Linked DNA regions of Mus musculus: region 1 is linked to region 2. The links are chromatin contacts, found by Hi-C or POLR2A ChIA-PET in ENCODE. All regions are on one chromosome and are shown on one strand. Each heading gives the region's core, a stretch centred on a gene start or an enhancer-like site at or near the end of the contact. The rest is flanking DNA. Distances are from core to core; before and after follow the strand shown. Region 1 has its middle 12 kb from the start of Gm24670. Region 2 holds the start of Otud1 (OTU domain containing 1).

Evidence for each region. Hi-C counts contacts between places; a loop is a spot of excess contacts on that map. ChIA-PET counts read pairs that join two places held with the same protein, here RNA polymerase II (POLR2A).
Region 1: a map of heart shows a loop between it and region 2 (4-fold over the local background). The contact joins the enhancer-like site here to the promoter of Otud1 in region 2. A Hi-C loop is called at or near these places in 7 of 37 maps with a recorded cell type or tissue (gastrocnemius, heart and v-Abl transformed pro-B cells). POLR2A ChIA-PET finds 5 or more read pairs at or near these places in 1 of 5 experiments (Patski).

What each region holds. Positions count from the first base shown.
Region 1 is chr2:19,701,088-19,705,158 of GRCm38, reverse strand. No RefSeq gene overlaps it. Among named protein-coding and RNA genes, the nearest start is that of Gm24670, 12 kb to the right of the region's middle. Within about 2 kb of position 1,281, at least 2 of the 3 ENCODE cell types and tissues checked have a DNase peak (open chromatin) inside an H3K27ac peak, as active enhancers do; they include gastrocnemius and heart, where a contact is called at or near this core.
Region 2 is chr2:19,654,973-19,659,250 of GRCm38, reverse strand. Otud1 (OTU domain containing 1) reads right to left here and starts at 1,520. Exons shown (of 1, transcript NM_027715.2): 1 at 1-1,520. The coding sequence starts at 1,189. Gm3230 (predicted gene 3230) reads left to right here and starts at 1,354. Exons shown (of 1, transcript NR_033642.1): 1 at 1,354-3,445.

The DNA.
Region 1 (4,071 bases), core at 32-2,531, 46 kb before region 2:
AAGGTTAAATTTCACCATGAGCATTGGAGAAGACATTCACGAATAGCAGTCTTCATTCTCCCAGAGCATGGATTCCCTCAAGGGTCCTGAGCCATCTCTTGTTTTAAGGTTAAGGTGACCTTGAAACAGGCATCAAGTTCCTTGGTGCCTCAAGAATAATTATTGCTATATCCTCTTCATATCTAGAGTGTCTGTCTGGGTGTCATTTCTGTTTCTGCAATAAAGTATCCAGACAAATGTAACACAATGGGGAAGGGCTTATTTTGGATCACAGTTTCAGGTCAGAGTCTATCACAGCAGGGAAGTTATAGTGGCAGGAACTTGAGGGAGCTGATGATGTTGTTTCCATAAGCAGGAATGGAAGGTAATGATGAATGCCCACTAGTATTCAGCTTACTTTCTCCTAAGTACCCATTAAAAATGGAAAAATGAGACCAGGAAGATACTCAGTGAGCCAAGCTATTTTGCCTTCATGTGTATATGCTCACATGTGCACCTGCACATATGAGCACACATAATCATGCACAAAAGAGCACACTAAGCCCCATAGTGATGCACACTTGTAATCTCAGTACTTTGGGAATTTTCTTTGCATATCCTCTCTCCACAGTTGCTGGGCAATGTGTTGTAAACTTTAAGGAATAATGTGGCTAGGTGCCTAGAAAGTGTCACCATATTCCTGTCTGCCAAGTGACCCTGCTCAAAATGCTATGCAAAGTTATTACATGGGAATTCTCCATGGGAAAAGAGTGCTGGACAGTCCTGACAGCACAGGCTCTTCCTGTTCAGATTTACCTTCCTGATGCTGGAATCAAACTCCTCCCATAGTTTTACAGCTCTGGGAAGTTTTCTGATGAACCAGTTGAATTTTGGAAGCCTCCAGAAAACAGAGCAAAGGCCACTTCAGACTACAGGAACAGAACTCCAGGGAGTATTAACTGTCATGGCAACTTCAGGGTCTCAGAGCAAATCCATTTGAGAGTGTTTTTGAACAGAGTTGCATTTGTGAGATAGAGGAAAGAAAAGCCTTAAGAGCTGTGAACTTTGTGAACTACTTCCTGATGCGACAAGTCACATCAAGCAAATATGACATCAGAACCTGAAATGGCTTTACAGGATGCCTTATCGCCCTCCATTTACAAAGACTAGAATGGAATCCCTGGAGGCTCAGTAACCTGTCAATCAAAGTGAGATCCCAATGTTGGCAGCGCTAATACTGAACACACAGCAACTCTGTCGGCCACCTGATTGAGTCCCTGTGTGACGATCCAGACCTGGTGCAAAGAGGCCAATGGAATGTTTCCATCACACACTGCCAAGCTGGAGTGGCCAAATGACAGGCACCCAAACTGAAAACAGTGGCCATGGCAACAGTGCTAAATATATATCTTAAGGAGGCATTGTGATGCCTTGATTAGAGAGATTGGTTTTAAACAGTATTTGTCCCTATATTTAAAGAGATAAATGAGTCACTTTTTGCCACATGTGGATAAGAATTGAGGGTGGAGAGAGAGAAAGAAAGAAAGAAAGAAAGAAAGAAAGAAAGAAAGAAAGAAAGAAAGAAAGAAAGAAAGAAAGGAAGAAAGAAAGGAAGAAAGAAAGAAAAAGAGAGAGAGAGAGAGAGGGAGGGAGGGAGGGAGGGAGGGGGGGAGGGAGGGAGGGAGGGAGGGGAGGAGAAAGAGAGAGAGAGAGAGAACCCTTTCTCTCTAGTGCAGCTAGGATCTTGGCTGGCAGAAAGAAGCACCCTTCTGAGGCTGTGCAAGTTTGAGCTTGTACATACCAGCCTACCAAGGAAGGTGTAGCTTTCTGGAAAGAAATCTGTAGATTGTTCCTCCTTACCTAGCCTCACCCTAAAGAGACCCTAGCAAATGTCTGGGTGGACCACCTGCCTATTGTCAGCTTTCTCTTCCCTGAACCAGCCTGTCTAACTGGGAGCTGGCTGAAGCCCCAGCACTTGGCTGTCACTCTTGGCTGATGATGTCATTGAAAATGACTCATTCTGCTTTCCCTTTTAGGTAATAATATTGCTGTAACTTTGGGCTTAGTCTGTGTCAGGCATTGTTCTAATGGCTTTCCTATTATACATGAATAATATTACTTAGAAAAAGAAACAGAGACACAGAAAAATTCTATGTATAAGGTATATGTAGAGAGAGGTTATATTTATGAATATTTGGGTTATGGTGTATATATAATGAGCTATGGCACTATATATACTACTTAAATATCAGTACAATGGTACTATATATAATTTGTGAACACACACACACATACACACACACACATATACACACATACACACATACATACACACACACACACACACACACACACACACACACACACACACACACACACACATGTATTATTGAGGATTAGGTAACCCAAAGGAATTTTCTAATATTGGAGATTACTTTAAGGGGACTTAGAAGAAGGGGGTAATATCACTGGCCTAGAAATTACCCACAAGTAAAACTCTTACATGAATAGCAAGCAGGGACTCTAGGGGGAGCTTGAATGTCTGTTTGCTCCCTGGTCTTCCAGTTGGTGAAGGACACCAATTGGTGTAGTAATGGTGGTGCATTCAAGCATTTAACCTCAAAACTTAGGAGGCAGAGACTGGCAGATATGAGGCCAGCCTGGTATACAGGACAAGTTCCAGGGTAACCAGGGATATCCTGCTTCAAGAAACAAAACAACAATATTACTAACAATGGCAATAACAAAGATATGCACCTTTAAGTACATGCTTCATACTAATCCACAGGGGGAATTCTTAACAGGTTGCAAGCTTTGAATAACAATCCATAAGCTGTCTCCCAAATCTATGTCAGTTCATAGAGGTCACAGAATGACAATAATGTCCTTTTCTGCTGGGTATGGACAGGCATCTTTGTTACAGTCAGTAAGTAATGCTTCTACATCTGTGTATCCTGTTGTATCCAGTGACTAAATATCAAAATAATGGGGGAAATGATTCCTCTGTATTGAACATGCATGGATTGTATATCTCTTGCAGACCTCAAAAGATTACTTTGTTAACTACTTTCTAACCTGCTTGATCCAACCTAAAAAGAATGGAAGCCATGCTAGCATATGTTTCCATAGTGTGAATGTTTCCATGTTAAGTATTTAGAGACTCAGTAATAATTTAACTAAAAATATTTTTATTCATGCTACATAAAAAAGTAACTATAGTCACTTATAAGTTATTTTCACTGTAATCCCAAAAATCAAAATATAAAATAGTGAGTTCATAGCAGGAAAAATAATTTATACTCTCCTTTCTATGAATGGATTGACCACATGAATCAATGTCTTATATTTCATTTATTTTGGATAACTTGCTAAACATTTCCAACCCGTAATATAATAGAGTTGATTCTTATGATATTAAATGTGTTTAGAATGAATTTTATCTCACCCGATCTTTAAAGCCCGGGTCAAAAAAATGGAAAGTCATCCAGATAATACTCTCAGCAACACCCCACATGCCATATGCACATAAGCTAAAGAGTCCTCACCACCCATCTGGAGACACGGCAGCAAAACCTGTTCTTATGTAAGAGACTATGTACACCTTGCCCAGTTACATAATGAAGTATATTTGGCAGGAAGTCTAACAAGACTGGATTCCTGATTGTTTGTATCCCAGTAAGTAGAACAGGGAAAACAAGCATCAGGGCCACTTGCTCTTCAGATTAAAAAATTGAGGAGCAAACTCTAACAGGCCTGCTTGAATTCACAACCACCCATCACATGAGTGCCTGTTTCAGGGGAGACTTTAATCCTCAACTTTCATTTTCTTGACTTTTTCCTTTTTAATGCCAAATCTCATAAAAAGTGAGGCCTGAGGATGTGACTCAATGGTAGACCTCTTGTCTAGTAAACACACGGTCCTGGGCTCAATCCCAGCTCCACAGGGAAAATGAAAGTGAGTCTTCACATTGCCTTGACTTCTTGTCTTACACAGGCTCTGAGTTTACACTGGTAACTTGTCTTCCTTTCCATCAGCACATCAAGTTATCACTTTCTGAATTTTTACCTTATCTTGTTTGTTTGTTTGTTTGT
Region 2 (4,278 bases), core at 271-2,770:
GCCAAATACTGGGCCGTAGAGAATCCTCTGGGCCCAGATAGTGGATCATGGTAGACACGGTGGGGCTCTCCAGCCTCCCTCCAGTAGTTAAGTGTATATTCACATTCAGCATCTGCCCCATGGCCAGCAATTCGGGATATCCGGCCCACGCCCCATCTTGGGCAGCAGCGATAATAAACTCCCCCACGTCGCCCTCAATGAGTGGGCTGAAGTGGTCCAGGTGGTCCGCGATGTAGTGCACGGTCTGCTCCCTCAGCTCCCGGTGCAGGCTCTGGTCCCCGTACACAGTCTTGCTGACAGCTCGGTAGAGGCAGTTGCCGTCGGGGATGATGTGGAATCGGTACTTGTTTCTCTGCCTCAGGTACTTGTCCTGCCTCTCCACCTCGGCCAGGTACAGGGCTAGCTTCTCGTCCCTGGGATCCGCCCGGGACGTGCCTACGGCTTCGCCTTCGCCGTTCTGGGCCGGCTCGCCGCTGCTCCGAGCGGGTGCCGGAACCGGGTGAGCCTCGGCTTCGGGATCTTGCCGTCGGAGCGCGTCAGACCCGGAGGCGTCGCTGCGACCGCTCGCCCGGTCCCAACCCCGGGAACTGCGCTCCGCCCGGCGCTCTTCACCCCACGGGCCGGAGCCCGGGCCGGCGCCGGGCTCCGGGCCGACGGGGGCCGGTGCAGGGGCCCGGTGCTGGGAGGCTGCCAGGGCCTGGCGGTGCTCGCTCAGTCGGAAGTTCCTGTCCGGAGCGTCGCGGACGGCGTTCGGGGCCGCGGGCTCGTCGGGCCGGAGCAGCTCTTCCAGCAGCCAGGCAGAGGAACCGCGACGCGGCGGCGAGGGGGCTGAGGGTGGCGGCAGCAGGAGGCGCTCGGCGCCCAGGGCCCGCACGGCGATGTGCGCCGTGGACGTGAAGTGCGGCGGCAGCGGCGGCTTGCTGCACGCGCCCGGCGGGGCGGCGGCGGACCCGGACCGCTCGAAGCAGGCAGAGAAGGCGGGCATGGCAGCGGCGGCGGCGGCTTCGCGTGGTTCGGTGGCCGCGGCGGGTGGGCGCTCTCCGGTATCCGGCTCCGGGGCCGCGGCGGCGGGGCTGGCTGACTGCAAGGAGACCTTGAAGGCGGCGGCGGCGGTGGCAGGCGGGGCGGCGGCCGTGGGCCCCGGCGTGCCCGCAGGGTAATGGGTGCACACGCTGCTGTAGAGCTGCATGGCCGCGGCCGCCCGCGGCCCCTTATAGCTGCGAGCCCGGCTTGGAGACACACCCTCGGGCGCAGTGCCCCGGAGCCCGAGAATAGCGCTGAGCTCAGCGCCGCGGGCCGCCGCGTCAGGAGCCGCGAATAGCGCCCGGGCCGCGACCCAATTCGTGCTGCGCCACAGCGCGCGGGCGGTCCGAGGGCACCGGAGGGCGCGCGCTCGGCCGGGGACTCGGGCGTAGGACGCTGGCGCAGCTGTGCCCCGCGCCGGCCGCTGGGGACGGTTGGAGGAGCTGCCCGCTCAGACGAGCGCCGCCCGCCCGCAAGCAGGAGTGCAGCGCGCGGATGGTAGGAGGCGGGGCCGCGCTTGTTTACCTCAGGCCGCGCGGCCGCGTCACGTGGTCCCACAGGAATGCGCGCCCCATTCAAGCGGGGCGGCCCCGCCCTCCAGCGGAGACCTCATGGGCGTGGCCGGGGAGGGCGAGGCGGGGGCTGGACTACGGACATGCGCATTGAGTGCGCTCCCAACCTGACTACGGTTGCTGGCTGCCTGGTACCTGGGAAGCAGATCTGTGGGCTATGCGGCTGTCCTGCTGTGTGACGCTGTGGCGGGACCAGCGTTGCTGGGGCAAACAAATAGGTTGGAATAACGTTTTTCTAAAACACTTCCGGACTAGGGACTGAGCTCTACCTTCAGGGCCAATGGCATTCAACTTCTTGAGTCGTTTCCTCCAGTTAACGTGTTTGGGTCTGGTCTACACGGTCTTGCTGCCCCGCTAAGCAAAAATAGACGTTCCTGCACTGCTAACTTAAGTCACCTAGGAAATGCAAGGGCGAAAGGAAGGCTTTTCAACAGCCTTCCTTGGAATACCAAATAACATGCCGCCTTAAAGCCTTTTGAAAGTAGATCGCGACTGTTAAACTTTGAGGCAAGAGGCACACAACCTGTTTTCTGGAACAGCACAGCAAAATGAAATAACAGACTGAACTGTGCTTCCTCTGCAACGGAAAGCCAGAGTGTTATCAAATTGGTACCTACTTGCAGTAACAGTAGCTTTTGCCTTATTCTGAGTTTCAATCCAATTTTAAATTTAGTTTCCAGATATACAGATTGAATTGGAGACTACTTCTTGGTATGGAAAAACAGCCTGCAGGTTGTACTACCTGCGCGCCACCATTCTGCTTGGAACATAATTTATGCTTGTTACTAGGGTCTCTCGTTGGGGGTTCTTAGTCTCCTTAATCAAATAAATTTAAAATGTTCAAAAGGAAGCTCGGGGGGGGGGCAATTTTACTAGAGTTTGAGAGGGTAGGCAATCTGCTAATCTTGGCAGGTGGCCAGAGAAGGGAAGGGGGGGAAAAAAAAGAAAAAAAGAAAAAAAGAAAAAAAAGCCATGCCCTTTTAAGTTAGGACTGGAAAAGGCAGGCCAGCAGGTTCAGCAATGGAGTTTGGCCAGCGGTTGCTCAGGGAAGGGTTGGTGTAACCCGCCTATCAAGACTGGAATGGGTGTATACTAAACAGATATACTAACCCTGTTATTTACCCCATTGGGAAAAAAAAAAATGGACACCTCTCCCCCCACCCCCACCCCGCCTCCGTACACTGATAGGCACATATGCCTGCACACACATTAGAATTCCTCCTAGGGATCTATCTCCTGCTGGGAGGGAAAAAAAAAAAAAAACCGGCTGAATCCCTGGGGACATCCAGAGAAGAAACTTATCTTCTGGAAATGACCTTTCAGGAGAGATTTGGAGCTGAGAAAGGAATGGATTGGGGACCACATTTGCCAGTGTTTAGTTAGGCAGAGCTTTTGTTTTGTATTTGAACCTCATCCTCAGGAAACCCAACTCCAAGGCAGAATTTGTGGATTAGTAAGATCTCTGTGTCCCACTTTCCGATGTGGCCACATTGAATAAATCTCCTTTTCTTTTTCTTGTGGCTTTCTTTTCCTTCATTAATTTGGCACTTTTAGCTGCCTTACTGAAGAAGGATGGCCGAACTTGAGTTGGAACACAGTTTGTAACCCATAATTCTAGTAATAGTAGCTTTAGAGAAAAGTAAAACGGCACAGAATGTCCATAAAAGCATGCCTGGTATCTTCAAGCAAACAATGCAAAAGAGGAAATGACCCTTTTCTGAATGAGAGCTCAGAAGAGAAGGCAGGCCAGACCACAGGGCTGTTTTCCAGAGAAGGCCAGTGGCCACAAGGTGGGCAAGGTCTTCTGGGAAGGGAATGTATATTATCTTATTAAATGAATTATTATCCTCCTCGTTCTCCATTACATAGCTTAAATCTATAGTACCTCCATCCTGGGCTGAGCACAGAATGCTCGGATTCTATTCTTTTGACCAGGAGAAAGTAGCTTTGTCTTAATGTTCTTTAACAAAATATCTACCTTTTGCCTGGTAATTTAAGTCAGAAAGAGGTACTTCCCTTTGTAGGTGTTGGGAAGGTGTGCTCTGAAGTTCTGGATTCCTAATGCTTGAGTGAAACGCCATCTTGTTTTGCTTTCCTGTTATTGTCTAGCACAGTACTAGCCATGCAGTGGAACTGAGGAAACTTACTGAATGAAGGACTAGATGGCAAGTGAATTCTCAAACTCTCTCAGATGGCAGTGAAGTCAGAATTGCTATCTAGGTCTCTTGGCGTTACCCAGGGCTTTGGAGGACTCACTGGATCCTAGGGACTGTCAAATGCTCAAATGTTCCGGCCTGCTAGGTGGCTTCATCGAGGAGAAACTGAATGATTGCCTCCATAAGGAAGGCTGGATCTCGCCCCCTGACTTATTGCAGACCCATCATTCTGCCTTTAGGCATGTTGCTCTAAACTCTGCCTTCAGCCTTTCAGGAACTGAAGTTGTGAAACAAGAAACTAATACTGACAATAAGATCATCTTCAAATAAAAGTTACTTGGTAAATGTGTGGCTAACAGGGCTAGCCAGCAGAACAAGGGCCTGAGGGAGAGAAGGAGAATGTAGAAATCCAAATTGTCATGTAGTCCATGGCAACAGGGGAAGATAAACACAAGAACGCAAAGCAAAGTGACACAGAAGGCAGGTGGTGGTGATGCATCCACTGGACCAAGTTACAAATAGGCACA